Regions from separate parts of the Mus musculus genome. Here region 1 is linked to region 2. The links are chromatin loops, found by intact Hi-C in ENCODE. Cell type or tissue: left cerebral cortex. All regions are shown on one strand.

Region 1 (8,000 bases), 300 kb after region 2:
CTGCCACCACTGCCACCGCCATCATCATCATCGTCGTCATCATCCTTTTTAAAAAAATAAAACTGGAATGGTTCCCCTGGAGACTAAGTGGAACCCACCAAGCACCAGCAGACAAATCCAGCCCTGGCTGGTTCAGTAACACTGAGAGAGAAAGAAAGAAAGAAAGAAAGAAAGAAAGAAAGAAAGAAAGAAAGAAAGAAAGAAAGAAAGAAAGAAAGAAAGAAAGAAAGAAAGAGAGAGAAGCACAAGACACAATCTCTTTGCCTTGATCCCCGCTTTTCCCCTTTTGACATGTGGGCTCACATATTCCAAGCTGGCCCAAATGTCTTACAGCCAAAGGTAACCTTGACCCTTTGTTCCTCCTCCCTCACTTCCCTAGTGCTGAGATTACAGATGTGCCACCAGAGCCAGCCTGTGCCATGCTGAAGATCAAACCCAGGGCTTCATGCTAGGCAAATACTCTACCAACTTGGGCTGCAGCCCCCACTACTGCCTTCTTATTTGCTGAACAAACATTCCTGGCTAAGAAGACAGCAGAAAAACACTGGGCTCTGCCAACCCCTTGTTAATCAATGAGCCCACAACAAATCACAGATGAAGCCCGTGACACATCAATTACACTAATAACTGAAGGAATCTACGGGAAGTGGTAATCAGGCGCAGGTCCTGGGGGAGTCACCTCCACAAACCTCCACAAACTGGTGAGGCCTGGACACTTAGCTATTTACTGGTCCAACTGTGGGCTGATGGCTTAGAAGTGAGCTGGTAACTGCAGGGGGAGAAATGCTGCATACCAACACTAGTCTGAAGAGAGATTCTGAGATGTATTTGGACTGGACATGCTGTTTGCTTTATGACAGCTCTAAATAACTGTTCTTCACACAGCTTAATTATGGTAAAGAGCAATGACTCTGAAGTGAGAAACTTTCCTCTATTTCTGCCATGAATGAACCATATACTTGGCTAACTAACCTGGACACTTAGTGTCTCAATTTCTTCACCTGCTACACAGATATTATTACACATGACCTCCCATTCCATGGAATGACTATCTGAGAAGATAGAAGATATAGATAGATAGATAGATAGATAGATAGATAGATAGATAGATAGATAGATAGGCAGATGATGAGAGAGAGAGAGGGATGGATGGATGGATGGATAGATGGATAGATGGATAGATGGATAGGTAGGCAGGCAGACAGCATATAGATAGAAATATGTATGATAGATGTATCATGTATGAGATATGTATAGATGATAATACATACATAGATAATTGGTGATATATATATGAACATGATATATAAATAGTTGATAGGTTGAGACAAATGCTGGAAGATGATAGATACAAGTATTCATAGGTGATTGATGATAGATATATAGATAGGTAGATAATGCATAAATGGCAGATGATGACACATATACACATTGATGGTAGATAACATATAGATGGATAGACAGGTGATTGATGATAGATGATTAATAGGAAGATGATAGATACTCAGATGATACACAGAAGACACATACATACATACATACATACTTACACACACACACACAAAACCATAGATAGAGATATAGAGTATACAAAAGGGTCAATAAATATATAAATTTATGGATGATTATGTTTCCATATGAGGTGTCATTAGCCATCACCGGCTGACAGACTTTCAGTGTGTAATGTTTCATTTCTTTCCAGACACCACTTTGGAAAATAGAAGACAGAAGTGAGAGACCCACATGGAAATATCCAACCAAGGATGCTTTATATCCACCACCAAGGATCAAGTTCAGCCAAGGGTAACACAGTAGTGATTCCAAACCTGTTCTCCAGGCTTCTGACCTTGTTCTTCTTTGCTGCTTCTGACTGATAGAAGGTGGCTTACGACAGAAACTCATTTTGGCTGACAAAGGAGAAAGTGAGTCTATTTAAAAAGAAAGAAAGAAAGAAAGAAAGAAAGAAAGAAAGAAAGAAAGAAAGAAAGAAAGAAAGAAAGCACCTTATACCCAGAGATAATGGTGGTCTTACCTTTCCCTCATCAAAGAAATGTCTCTGCAACAGATAGAGACCATTAAAACAAAACAAACCCCACAGCTGATCAAACAGCAGAGAGCGAGTGATGGTGGGGTGCCCAGTCCCAAATGATACACCCACAATACAACTCCTGCAGAGAAGGCTCCAGGATCATAGAGGAAGAGAGAGCACAAGGAAAGAGCATAAGAGCCAGAGGAACAGGGAGGTTGCTGTGATGCTGTGGCTGCTAGAAATGTCAGAGTAACTACACCCCTAAAGTCTCATAAGTGTGGCTGTCTAAACTAGACCAAACAAAAACAACATCAGCAGACATACTAACCCAGAAGAGGAAAATCTCATGGGGCCTTGACCCTAGACAAAGAACACAGGCTTACAAGGGATGCTGAGAGTGAGAGAAATAGTCTTCCCCAGGGAAGAGAACCCCAGTTGGTTATCCAATGCCAGAAGTCAGCCCTGGAAACATACATACAAGTGTATGGACTGAACAGTATTTATGAGGAGGTACACACACACACACACACACACACACACACACACACGCAATCAAAGAAAACGAAGCTATCAAATTGAGGGACAATAATAGGATATGCGGAAGGGGTTAGAGGGAGAAAAGGGAGAGGAAATGTAAATATATTTTAACTTCAAAATATAGGAATTATATATACCTATGTACACACACATACACATACATATGTATATGATATTGCCATGTCAATTTATCCAGGAGGTCTTCACACTGTAATGTGGAAGATTTGGGGGAATGGGGATATTGACTGCTGACAAATGAAGATTATTTACTACAGAAGTATTTGTAAAAGGGAAAGGTTCCATTTACAATGGAGTGACGCTCCTGACAAAGTGACCAAACTCAGTGCCATTAACAGCAGGATGCCTCAGTAATATATCATGTGTGCAACTCCTTTATGGAATATGCTCATCCAAAACATACTAACTTGAATTTCATCAGGCATCCACCCCTAATTTTAGTCTTACAGAGAATACAAGGAAGGAGAATAAAGTTCAAAGCACCCAGAGGGATTTCTAATATGAAGAGTATATAATGGTTTGCCTTCAAATAGTCAACACTATGAGTAAATGTTTAAAAGCTAGAAATAGGGGCTGGAGAGATGACTCAGATGCTAAGACCACAGGCTGCTCTTCAGAGGACCTGGGTTTGCTTCCCAGTATCCACGTGGATGCCCACAAGTATTTGTAATTCCAGTTCCAAGGGATCTTACAGCCTCTTTGGGCCTCCACAGGCACTGTACAGACATACATGCAGACACACAAACTCATACACACACCAAAAATAAGTCTTTAAAAATAAAAACTAGACATGTCTCAAAGAGACAGAACTGCAAACAAGCACAGATTGGATCTTGTTTCAGACATAGATAGATAGATAGATAGATAGATAGATAGATAGATAGATAGATAGATATTGCTTGAATCATAAGCAGGAAGATCCAAGTTTGATCCAAGCATCCAAATCAATCAAACAAACAAACAAACGAACAACCTCTGGGTAATGCTGTGCACCTGTGATCCCAGCACAAGGGAAACAGGGACAGGTGAGTCCCTGGAGCCTGGTGGACAGCAGCTTTCAGACAGTACTTCCTGCTCCAGGCCAGCAGGAGGCGCTGTCTGAAAGGGATGGTGTTCTGATTCACAAGGTTGGCCTCTAGGTTCCACATACAGGCAGGCAGACACAAGTGCCTTGAAAAAGGTATCTTCTGGCTGGGAGAATGCAGTATGGACAGCACTTGCCAGGTGCTGGGATAGAATGGTTGTTTTAGGCCTGATTGCAGACTCACAGTTTGTGGAGATTACCTGAGGAGGAGGTACCTGCCGAATCCTTTAGGAATAATGTGCCAGAAGTCAACAGCTCTCAGACACACAACTTTCAAGAGGTAAAATACAAAACAAACAGCACACACATGCAGGGAAGGAAAACAGCATGAGGCTGGCAACTGTTGAAGCTAGCGATGCATAGCTGAAGTGTTCTTCACTGCAGTGGGTTGGCCTGATGCTGCTTGTATTCTAATACTAACATTGGGTCCCCAAAAACTGGTTGTCCCAGAGAGATTAGAGTCAACACTTAGACCCAAATGACACTGTGTGACCTTGCCCAAGAGTTATTTTTGATTGGTAAATAAAGATGCTGACAGCCAATAGCTAGGCAGACAAGACGTAGGAGGGGTTTAGGGTTCCTGAGTTTGGGAGTAGGAAGAGAACCACAAAGGGAAAAGAAGGTGAAGGGGGAGAGAGAAGGCACCGTGGGTTAGGTGAGTCATGAAAACATGGCCCTGGAAGGCACCATGGGTTAGGTGAGTCATGAAAACATGGCCCTGAGGGCTGACCAATTGGAGTTAAGAGCAGTCCAAATGAAACATAATAAGTAATGACTCAGGGTTATCGATAGGAAAGTAGATTCTAATAGCATAAAGGGTAGATATCTGCCTAGCTCTTGTGCCGTCTGAGCCTTTTTGTAAATATAAAGGTTGTGTGAGTGTTTTTCCAGGAACTGAGTGATAAGGCTGGGTGGAAACCCCAGGTCAGCATAAAATAATTTCTACAATACTTCACAGAGAAGAGACACCTGGTAGCTTACAAAGTTGGCAAAAAGCTGTTCTGGGGTCAGAATTTCAAATGACACACCAATGGCTAGAGCAGAGCTCGCCATTGTTGCCACCCTGACCGTGGAGGCACAGTGTCTTCTCAGGGCCCAGAGAGAGAGAGAGAGACAGAGAGAGAGACAGAGACAGAGACAGAAACAGAGACAAAAAGAGAGAGTTAGGTGGTACAGGATTTAATCCCAGCATTCCGGAAGCAGAGGCAGGCAAGGCAGGCAAAGCTCTGAGTTCAAGGCCACCCTGGTCTACAGAGCTAGTTTCAGGACAGTCAGGGCTACACAGAGAAACCCTGCCTTGAAAAACAAACAGAACAAAAACAAAACAAAAAATTGTTTGTTTGTGTCCATGTGTGGAGTGTGTGTGTGTGTGTGTACCTGTGCATACAAGTACACGTGCATGCGGAAGCCAGAGGTAGACATTAGGTGTCTTGTTCATTCATTCTCCTCTCTATATATATATTATGTATTATAATGATACATAATTTAATATATAATATAATATATACATTGACCCAGGGATGATCCCTGAGCCCTATGCTCATTGATTGGCTAAACTGGCTGGCCAGCAGGATCCAAGAATCTGCCTCCGTGTTCCCTCCCCAACTCTTTGATGCTTTCCTGGATGAGGCTAGCAAAAGATGGCCAGGTAGTACTTGGTAAGACAGGTGTCAGCTACTCGGTAAAGTAACAGAAGTGAGGCCCACGCCCCTTCCAATCTATAGACTGTATAACTATAGAATATTTCAAGATAAGATGAATTGTTGAATTATATTCTATATATACACATATATAGTTGATGTGTAGCAATTCTTTAATGTTGCTTTCTGAGGACAGAAGTTTATTTACAGAACAATGCTAGCATCTATTGATTTGGGCATATTGGCTTGTTTGATGACAAGGTACTCTCTTAGTTGTTGTCTGTGAAAATGCCTGGAGGCCTTCAGGCTTGTGTGTCCATAAATTGAAATATATTGTGATTATTATTGTTCATGATGGTTCACAAATACACTCTCTTTCGTCGGAATACATAATCAAGACATTGCAAGGGGAAATTTGTTAAAGTAATTCATGTTTTATCCATTGAAAATCTAAGAGGGTCATGATGCTTTCCTGGCGGTTGGTGAGAAATGCAAACCCAACTGATCGAATATTAATATCCATTAGCACATTTTATATTGATAAATTCAGGAAAGAAAAATCAGTATTCTCTCAGAGACTGCTGAAAAGTGGCTTTGACCCCTTCATCTGTCATCATTATGGGGAAGAGCCCGAGCCCCCAATGTATCATTTGTTTATGACAGTAAACACAACAAAGAAAGTGCCTGCGGTGACAGCATGGCTGCTGGCCCTCTGTTGTGTTCCCTGTCCTGCCGGGGATTCATATCACCAAACACTGAGATGTCCAAGCTGCAGACCCAGTAGACTTCCCTAATGCCTTCCTCTACTGCATCCCTGCCCAGCATCCACACCTCTCCAGCACCGTCAATATCTTAAATCCATTTATTTCTCTCCATTTTCCTCACTAGCAATCATACCTGAACTATAAACATTTCCCTTACTTGGTAACAGCCTCCAATTGGCCTGTCTCAGGCCACTTCTGTCTGTTGGTGAAGGATCAGCCTGTGTGGCTCTCTGTACTTGTCTCCCCAGTCCCATTTCAATTTTTTTTAAATGAATTCCAACCCCATTCACAATAGAATCCCTTAGCATGGCCTAAGCACCATTGTGTAACTCCTCTCCTCTTCATTGGCTTCCCAGCCTCACCCTGCATCTTCCTCCCTTGCCTGGTTGCAATTGCCATGTCTCAGACTCAGTATTTCTTTTTCCCCAAGCCCCATCCTTAATCCTGTACATGGATCGACATTTCTGCTCGGTGTTCGTGCCTTTCCCAGCCATTCTTGAAGCATGTCCTTCACCAAGTACAAAGTAGAGGTGGTGACCCCCCCCTCTGTGTGTGTGTGTGTGTGTGTGTGTGTCTGGCTGGTTGGCTGTGTTCCCTGCAGAAGGGTGCATGTGTGCATGCTTATATGAGGGGTGGGGTGGCAGAGGACAACCACGGTGCCATTGCTCAGTACCACCCACGATTTTTTTCTTTTGTTTTGAGATAGGGTCTTTCCTCGTCCTGAAGCTTACTAATGGGGCTGGGTTTTCGGGTCAGTGAGCTCCAGGATCTGCCTGTCTCTGCCTCCCAGTCATAGGGTTACAGTACACACCCAGCTTTTATGTGTGTTCTGGGCCCTTCATTGGCTGAGCCCATCTCCAGACCCTCTTTCCCTTCTGTCTTTCTTCTGCATCCCGCAGTTTGGAGAAGCGTAAGTAGTCCTGGGACTTTTCTGCTTGGGTCAGACAGCACCACAAGACAGAGGCAGCTGTTTGGCAACCTGTGCATCTTCTCCTCATCACTCAGAGGCCACATGTGCACTGAGTGTGCATTCATCAAGCCAAACAATGTATGAGCTGATAGATGAGTGTAAAAGACCACACTATAGTCATAGAGAAGTGGGAAAGTGAGAAGACCAAGAGCTCACTGGGCTGGACTCGCGGGTTGTTTTGTTTTTTTTAACCATGGTTTTTAGGTGTTTTTGTTTAATTTATATGTTTGGTTGGTTGGTTGGTTTTGCTATTGTTATTGGTTGGTTGGCTGGCTGGGTTGGTTTTTTGTTTTGTTTTGTTTTTTGTTTTGTTTTGTTTTGAGGTTATCATTCAATTACATTCTCTCTTCCTTTTTATTCCTCCTATAAACCCTTCCTGGATCTCCTTCAAATGCATGGCCTCTTTTTTTAGTAAAAATTTGTTATTGCATACATATATGTGTATACACATATACCTGTTCTGTTCATGTAATGTCATCTGAATGTATGCTTTCAGGGCTGACCATCTGACACTGGGCAACCAATCAATTGATAAGTCCATCCAGGTTCCTTTCTTGTTTTAATTATGTGTCTCTGTGTGGCTGTCACTTGGGTGCTGGTGCCCACAGAGGCCAGAAGAGAATTCCTGGTTCCCTGGAGCTGGAGTTACAGGAAGTTGAGACCTGCCTGACATGGGTTCTGGGAACCAAACTTGGGTCCTCTGTGAGAGAAATTCACCATCTTGAGTGTTGAGTCATCTCTCCAGCCCCTGGCCCCGTGAGTTTGACACTGTCTTTAGACTAGTATTTAAAAACAAAGTCTTGAATGTGGGTTGAGCTGTCTTTTCCCTGGATGGGAGGCTGGACTTTTCAATACACATCGAGAGAGATCCAGAGTCATGACAAGTGTGCCCCAGGGAGCAACAGAACCTAACCTGCAAATCTTACCGAGATCTCAATCCAAACTCAGAGCTCTGTGG
Region 2 (8,000 bases):
AGGGCATGCTCTGATCACTGTACAGGTGTAATTCTAATTAGCTCATCACAGGAAGTCTGGAAATAGGTAGAGAAGAACAGACAGAAGAGAGGGTCGGAATAGAATTGTTTTGTCTTCCTGGTGAGACTTGGGGTGGTGCTACAGGAGGACTGTCTGCATGGAAAGATCCAGGACTATCACTACTATTCTGGATTTTTTTTTCAATGATATTCTATTAATGAGTCAGAGAACAGTTTGATTCTACCTGCTTTAAGGTGTCCAAGGTTGTTTATTTGGTGATCTAGTGCAATGATGATAACATAGGGAAAAAGAGTACCATAAATCATGATGGCATTCCCAGCTGTATGGAATGTCATTGAGTTGCCCAAACAGCTTTCTCTGTTTGATGTCTTTATGAAGCTTCATACAAACACTCACAAGTTGAGACTGGAGAGATGGTTCAGAAGTTAAGAACAGGTATTGCTCTTGCAGAAGACCTAAGTTCAGTTCCAAGAGCGCATTAGGGTCACCACCTGTAATGCTAGCTCAAGGGGATCTGACACTTTCTGCTGGGCTCTTCGGGAGGAGAGGAGCCTTGTGTCCCATATGAACACACGCAAACATGTAATTTAAAAATAAAATTTTCTAAAAAGAAAAACAACTATGAGTTTAAGTTTAAGATTTGATTAAATTTCTTGTTTGAAAAAGAAATGAGGTCTGAATGTTGCTGTGGGGCATCTTATTTCAGACTTGAGAGGGCTCCGTGGTCCTCTGGGAGCACATTCCAGCCACCGCAACTAACAGATAATGTTAGTGCTTGATAAAGCATAAAACTGAAGCCAAAACTGTTGCTCCTCAAGGGCTCCATTGGGAAGAAACACATCTGGGGAGGATCTTCCGAGGAGACTGTTCTTCACTGCCTGGTGAGGTCTGACAGCCAGAGGCAGGGGCTCCTGCTGTAGCAAATGTGCACACCGAGCTGCACTTTCTCTGTCCCATCCTACTGGCTTCCATTGAGTGGTGTTAGAAAACAAAGATGGCATGAAGACCTTATATTTATCTTAAAATGTTGAAATCCACTGTTCTTTACATATGTAAATAATTTTATTGATATTTATAAATTAAGTCAGAGATATGTAAAATAACAGACTCCAGAGTAGTCATGAAAAGTACACTATTGGTTAAATCTGCTTCATAGTTGAAAATCAAATATTATAAATATAGTTTAACAACCCTTACAACCTATTCCCATTTCTAGAGGTATCCACGATCCCAAATCTTGAATGTATCTTCCTTGTCCACATTTTGTTCTGTTGTTAGGTAAGTTCAAGCATCTACAAACAGTATGGAATATTTCTTGGAATGTATTCAAGGTTGTCAGAAGTATTGTCCTGTGTAGCTTTAACTGTCAACTTGATACCTAGAATCATTTGGGAAGAGAATCGCAAAGAATTGCCCAGCTCAGAAAAGCTTGTGGGCAGGTCTATGGGAACTTGTCTTGATTAGTAAGAGACCAGTCCACTGTGGGAAGCTGCATTCCCTAGGCAGGTGGTCTTAACTGTATCAGAAAGGTAGCTGAGCATAAGCCTGCCTGCCAGCAAGCAAGTAGCATTGTTCATGATTTCGATCCCCCCTACATGACTTCCCTCAGTGATATAACCTGGAATTGTGAGCCAAATAAACCCTGTATCTTCCAAATTTGTTTTGGCCAGGGTATCTGTCACAGTAACAGAAATGAACACCAGTGGCTGGCTCCCCACTCCAGAAGCTGTTTTCAGTAGTGGGAAAGCCTTGGGATTGGGAACCGTTGAGCACACATCAGGATATTTTTGTATTTCAGAACTTGTGCATGGCAAAGGATCAGAAGCCTGGGGAAGTCATTAGCAGTTTAAGAATTTAGCATTTGCTGGTTCCACTCATAAGAATGCTAATTGCATCTACAAAGAAAAGCATAGCAATAATGTGTTTTTAAAATTAGATCTCCTAGCTGTATGGGACACACTGTGCAAAGTAATACCCAAACATCAGAACCCAATGCTTCACTTCACCCTTGGTGCTTCTGCTCAGTTTCTCTCCAACTTAAGCACAACTCTGGAATTTTTCCCTAGAGCCAGCCTTTCTAAACCATCTGAACTCATATCCTGGAGTTGTCATGGTCACCTTGACCTATTCAGACAGTCAAGTGATCTCCCAACTTCAGGGAGGAGATGGAAAATGACATTATTTCAGTATGAAACAGCATGTTCAGATTTAATTAGAGGCCAAGAAAATATTTGATCAAATAGGGTAAATGTTTTTGCAAAATATGTAGAGAGTCTTTTTAATGTATTATTGAAAATAAAATACAGAGATGAATCCTAATACTTTATTCATATTCATCTATATGTTCAACTAAGAATTTCCACAGCACAAGATAACTCAAACATCCGCCACAGATTATTATATAATAAATGATAAGATTTTGTTAATCCATTAATTACAAGCACCATCATTCTTTAATGCTTCTAGTTTTAGGATCCTTGAATTTTAAAGGCATTCCTCCTATCTCAAAGAGAAAGCTAAGAAAGAAGAAAATGAACACAGTCTTTGAGAGACTCCCCCAAATGGCTGAAGATCTACACTTCTACAGCCAACGAAAGTATCCTTTAAAAGGAAGATGAGACTAAAATGAAAATATTTTCAGATTAAAAAAAAAAAGGTGATAATTTGAGCCTCAAGGAAACACTGGAAGTTGTTTTCCATATACCAGAGTCACAGGGAATGAAGTTTAGGTGATAGCTCAGTGGTAAAAAGTTTAGTAAGTCAAGTGTTCCAAGCTCTCATCTATTGTAGGATGTAGTTTTAAAAATGCTAAGCTGTTTTGGAATTTAAGAAGGCAAGAATTCACTGTTCACACTTAGGGAAACAAGGAAGAACGATAATGAGAGACCATAAGTGCCAAGTGAAGAGAAATTGTAATAGTCACAGGAAAATCCACCCAGTAAATGACAGGAGATGGGAGAAAGCAACATAAGCAGGAGGTTACATCACTAAAATGATGAAAAAAAGTTAAAGCCCCAAACATCAGAAACTATATTATAGGAAAATGAAATAGATATTTTAATTAAAAGCAGAGACATGATGTATCCAGCCCCAGTTGACAGAACTAAAACCTCTGTACCTAAGGTTCTGGGTACATTGAGGAAGAAGAAGCAGAAAGAGTGTAAGAACCAAAGGATGAGGACGTCTTCTGTGCAGTTGTGTTTTCTATATACAAAGAGGAAGCTGTGCCTACAATATCGCAACAACATAGCTGCCTAAACAAGGCCATGAGATGAGGCCACCTACATTCACTCCTTCACCTTAACAGGTTTACCTCACTGGCACAGGCCCAAAGGCATGCAGCTAGCCTCTATGCGATTCTAAATCTAGTCAAGGTGAAATGAAGATTTCCTATATGGTAGGGCAGTTTCCTTCAAATGAAGACTTTCTCTCCAGGACTCTGAAGACTCAGATGGTCAACAAAATCTGGGAAAAGTGGAAATGTGGAAGATTTTTGAAGGCTCTTTTCTAGTTTGATAGAAGAAGCAAACAGCTGCTGGAGATGCAGGGGTGGAGCAGACTCTGACTATTTAAACAGTTTGAGATCTCAAACCTGAGGAGCTGCCTGCAAGCTTTGCAGAGAGCTCTAGGGGTTGCAGCCTTGCCAAGTCCTTGCCCAGTGTGTGTGTATGTATGTGTGTGTGTGTGTGTGTGTGTGTGTGTGTGTGTGTGTGAGAGAGAGAGAGAGAGAGAGAGAGAGAGAGGGAGAGGGAGAGAGAGAGAGAGAGAGAGAGAGAGAGAGAGAGAGAGAGATGGCTGCTTTTTTGAGCCATCTCTAAGTGATACCTTACCCATACTCCTGTTAGCAACCCCAGTAAAAACCCAACAGTTCATTAAGTTGTACTTTGGTGAAGTCATGACTTTGGCCTCTCATGGGTTCCCTGTCTGAAGTGAGCAGACATGGGGTGGAGGTGGGGAGACAGAACATGGTCCAAGAATGGAGTCGTGTGAGGAGAATTCTCGGTGCTTCCAAGTACACTCCGAGAAACCAAGACAAGCATCTTGGGACCTCAGTTTCTTCAAAATTCCGAATTATTCTTGGAATGTGTTTTCATATTTCAGCAGATAGGTTTACTTCAGATTACTCATTATTACTTGCTGCCATTATTCAATTAAATATTTAAACTATCCTGTATGGAAAAACATGCTTTTGCCATGTGTGACTTGTCCTTGTGATTGTAGACAGCTTGAACTCATGAGAATGTCACTCAGATAAGCTTTCAGAGTATAAATTGTCTGATGCTCTGAATAAAGTTGGCTATTGGATGAGACTTCAGTTCACCTATGTATCAGCTCCATCCCCCCATGTCCCACTGCCTCCAAAGTGATGATGTGTGTGCTGCATCTCCTTAAGAAATATCTCTCCTATAGAAAACTATTGCAACTAACTTACAATATTTAGGGTCTTTTATTTTTTGCCTAGAAATAAGGTATAGGTTTGTCTTGTCTTTATATCAGTCAGACAAAGTTTACAGATTTTCTTTCAAAATTTTCTTGTACACTTTGGACTATTAATTGAGTTTCTAAGTTGATAATATGTGCTGATGTCTTTGATTTTCTTAGAGTCTTACATCTAGTCACCTTGAAAACTCATATGATAATAGAGTTTTTATGCACAAAGTACTCATCAGTTAACCATAATAAATTTGCACAATGGAACATTCTGTAGCTTTGAAAATATTATGTAGATCAGGAGGCAGGGCAAGTAAACTTTAAAAAAGAAACTTGTGGGAGTTAATAGTATCATAAATTTAATATGTGAAACTATAATATTTTGATGTACTTCTTTCCCAAGTCTAGTTTATTTACCTGCAATTTTGATAAAGTGTGCACTTTTATGTATACACATTTAGAAGGCTATTTTTCACCTTCTTCCCTTGTGTGGCTAGTTTTATGTCAACTTGACACAAGCTTGAGTCATCTGAGAGGAGGGGAACCTCAGCTGAGAAACTGGCTTTGTAACATTGGGCTGTAGGCAAGCCTACGGGGCATTTTTGTAATCAGTTATTGAGGGAAGCTCAGCCCATTGTGAGTAGTACCACCCCTGAGGTAGTGCTATCACAGGTAGTGATCCTGGGTGCTATAAGCAAGCAAGCTGAGCAAGCCACAAGGAGAAAGCCAGCGAGCAGTACTTCTTCATGGCCTCTGTATCAGCTCCTGCCTCCAGGTTCCTGTCCTGTTTGAGTAGTGATGTGGAAACTGTCCTGACTTCCTTTGATGAGGAGTAGTGATGTGGAAACATAAGCAAAATAAACTCTTTCTTCCCCAACTTGCTTTTGGCCATGGTGTTTCATCATAGTGATAGAAGTCCTAACTAACAACTTTCCCACTGAGAATTTTCTGCCATGTTTTCTTGGTTGTCATGAATTTTCTTAATTTGTATTTGCCTTAAAATACTGTTGCTTCTCCATCTATTTTTGAAAGATAGTGTTGCAGGGGATAGCATTCTTGATTCACAATTACTCTTTTTCTCTTCAAACTAATTATTTTGTCCTCTTTGCCCTTTTTCATTGTAGATCTACATAGGAATGAGTACTAATAACCACACAACAGAGTCAATATTAAGCTGTACTGGGATTTCCCCTGTCAACAAAATTAGTCCCAAACTCTTCAATTTAGCCTTAGGCAGAGTTTGAGGACAAAGACAAGACAAGACAAAACAAAACAAACAAACAACCTCCCCCACACAAAACAAACAAATCAACAAAAAACCCATCCACATTCTTTGCTAAAACATAACAAGAATGGTCTCTAGCCCAATTGCTGATACTGTTCTCAGAAACCACTTGAGCTACTCCACAATCCAGAGCTCTCAAAACTGTTGCCTTCCAATACTCCTGCTGGGATGGCCCATTACATTTTGCTTACAGCAACCAACCACTTTCTTAAACCAAAGTCTTCTACATTCCAAACAAAACAAAACAAACAAATTAAAAAAAAAAACCAGCATGGTCAGGTCTGTTAGGCAATGTCCCTTTCCCCTGATGCCAACTCCTGTCTTGACACTTTTCTATGATGGTGATAATATACCATGACCAAAGGTGTCCAATTTGGCTGACAGGTTTAGAGGGTTATAGCCCATGACAGTAAAGGGACAGCTGAGAACTCACATCTTGATCTATAATATTGAGGGAGAGAGAGAGAGAGAGAGAGAGAGAGAGAGAGAGAGAGAGAGAACCCTGGATATCACATGAGTCCTTTGAAACTTCAAAGGCTGCTTCTAGTGACATCTCCCCTCCAACAAGGCCATGCCTAACAATCATTTCTAAGCATTTCTATGAGCTGGTGACCAAGTATTCAAGTATATGGACTGATGGGAGCCATGCTCATCCAAACTGCTACAGTTGTCTGCAGTCTTTCTATTTGACTGACCAGGCCTCCAACTTCTGCAGTACCAGAGGGCATCTGTAACCAGGACTAGAGCCAAGGGGCATCCAAGGTGAATGCAGGGCCCAAGCTCTGTTCCAAAGTGTTCAGTGTCTCCTGAGAGATTGGAGTGTTTGTTCTAAGGCCACTGTGGGTGGGGAGTTCTGGTTTCTGGTGATATGGTTGTCAGTGCAGGACAGAGAGTCTACACTGCTGTGGTCTCAGAGGTTATTTCGAGCCCTTTGAGCCTGTGGGCCTAACCACAGATTCAGACAGTAGACAGAGTTCACTGGATCTGAAGTGGTGGATCATGCCTCCAGCAGGTCCATACGATTCAAAGAGTGACCAAGTTCTTAAGCCATCGGGCCCTCTTGGTGCCTAGTGGGCAGGCCCACTCTTGATGTACTCCTATACAGTACATATAATTCATAAGATACAGTTTGAAAAACACATCCCAATTTTGGCAGTGATTAATAAATAGAGAAAAAGAGAAATTTCCACTTCTTTCTACATTTTATGCTATTTGAATTTTAAATGCAAATTTCCCCATTACTTTTGTAACTAACAACAATTTAATGTGATAATAAGATGCTGGGAAATAGACAGGTTGATAAAAGATTGACCCGAAAGAAGCTCCAGGGAGCCTAGGGAAAAGTTCACGGAACAAGCCACATGGCTCATTGATTTCTACAATATCTTTAAAGACACTTCCATTCGGCTTTGGGAAATCTGTGGCTTTCACAACCAATCAAGGGGTCTCAGCAGCATCTATCAGAGCAGAAAATGAAGATAAAATGGTGGACAATGGTTCAGTGACATCAATGGAGACATCCCATCCCTGATGTTGATCTGTCTTACGTGATGTCTCTTATGCAAAGGGCCTCTCACCAGAAAGACCTAAATAAATTAGGAAGCTAAATGAATTGGATAATTTTCCTTTTAACCATCTCTCTTCACCAGGTGGACGTCAGCTGAGAACAGCCGCATTTGCTGGATTCCCCCTTGTACCTAAGATTGTTCAAGAAATCTCGAGGAACCTAAATTTAATCAGGAGACTCCTGTTAGTGGGAGGAACACCCTTAATTGCTTTGAAGGAAGGCTTTATATCGACCTGGCCCATGGGGTCTTTATTGAAATAAGCTATGTCTGGCTCACATCACTATATTTGTCTAGTGGTATACTTTGGAAGGAGTACAGGAGTGCTCCTGTATGATCTCTGCTCAACTGTCCACAAATAAAGTTTTGTAAGTCAAAAAAAAAAGTCATGGCATGACAACTTTTGGTAGATGTTTGGCTTGAATTTTTACATACCACAGGATAGCCTCAAATTCATATAGCTTAGGACTGTCTTGAATTTTTGATCATCCTGCCTCCACCTCCTGAGTTCTGGGGTTACAGGTATGCACCCCCATACCTAGAGTGTGATGTGTATGTGGAGCTGGGGGTTCCAACTCAGACTTTTGTGCATGCTAGGCAAGTACTCTATCCACAGAGCTACATCCCCAGCTCTAGGTACTTTTATAATGCACTAAATGGAGACTAAATGTGAGCACCCAGCACAGTATCCCACAGAA

The links. Hi-C counts contacts between places; a loop is a spot of excess contacts. Peaks named below come from ENCODE experiments on the same cell type or tissue, not always from the same donor. Only the 100,000 strongest peaks of a DNase experiment are listed, where the experiment ranks them.
Region 1: a loop joins it to region 2, with 2.0 times the contacts of the local background. A loop is called at or near these places in 1 of 42 quality-filtered maps.

What each region holds. Positions count from the first base shown.
Region 1 is chr9:69,945,481-69,953,480 of GRCm38, forward strand. No RefSeq gene overlaps it. Among named protein-coding and RNA genes, the nearest start is that of Bnip2, 40 kb to the right of the region's middle. In left cerebral cortex, a CTCF peak has its summit at 3,675 (motif pointing right); a DNase peak (open chromatin) is centred at 3,663.
Region 2 is chr9:69,643,479-69,651,478 of GRCm38, forward strand. No RefSeq gene overlaps it. Among named protein-coding and RNA genes, the nearest start is that of Gm31469, 25 kb to the right of the region's middle. In left cerebral cortex, no CTCF peak of the experiment used is centred here; a DNase peak (open chromatin) is centred at 3,577.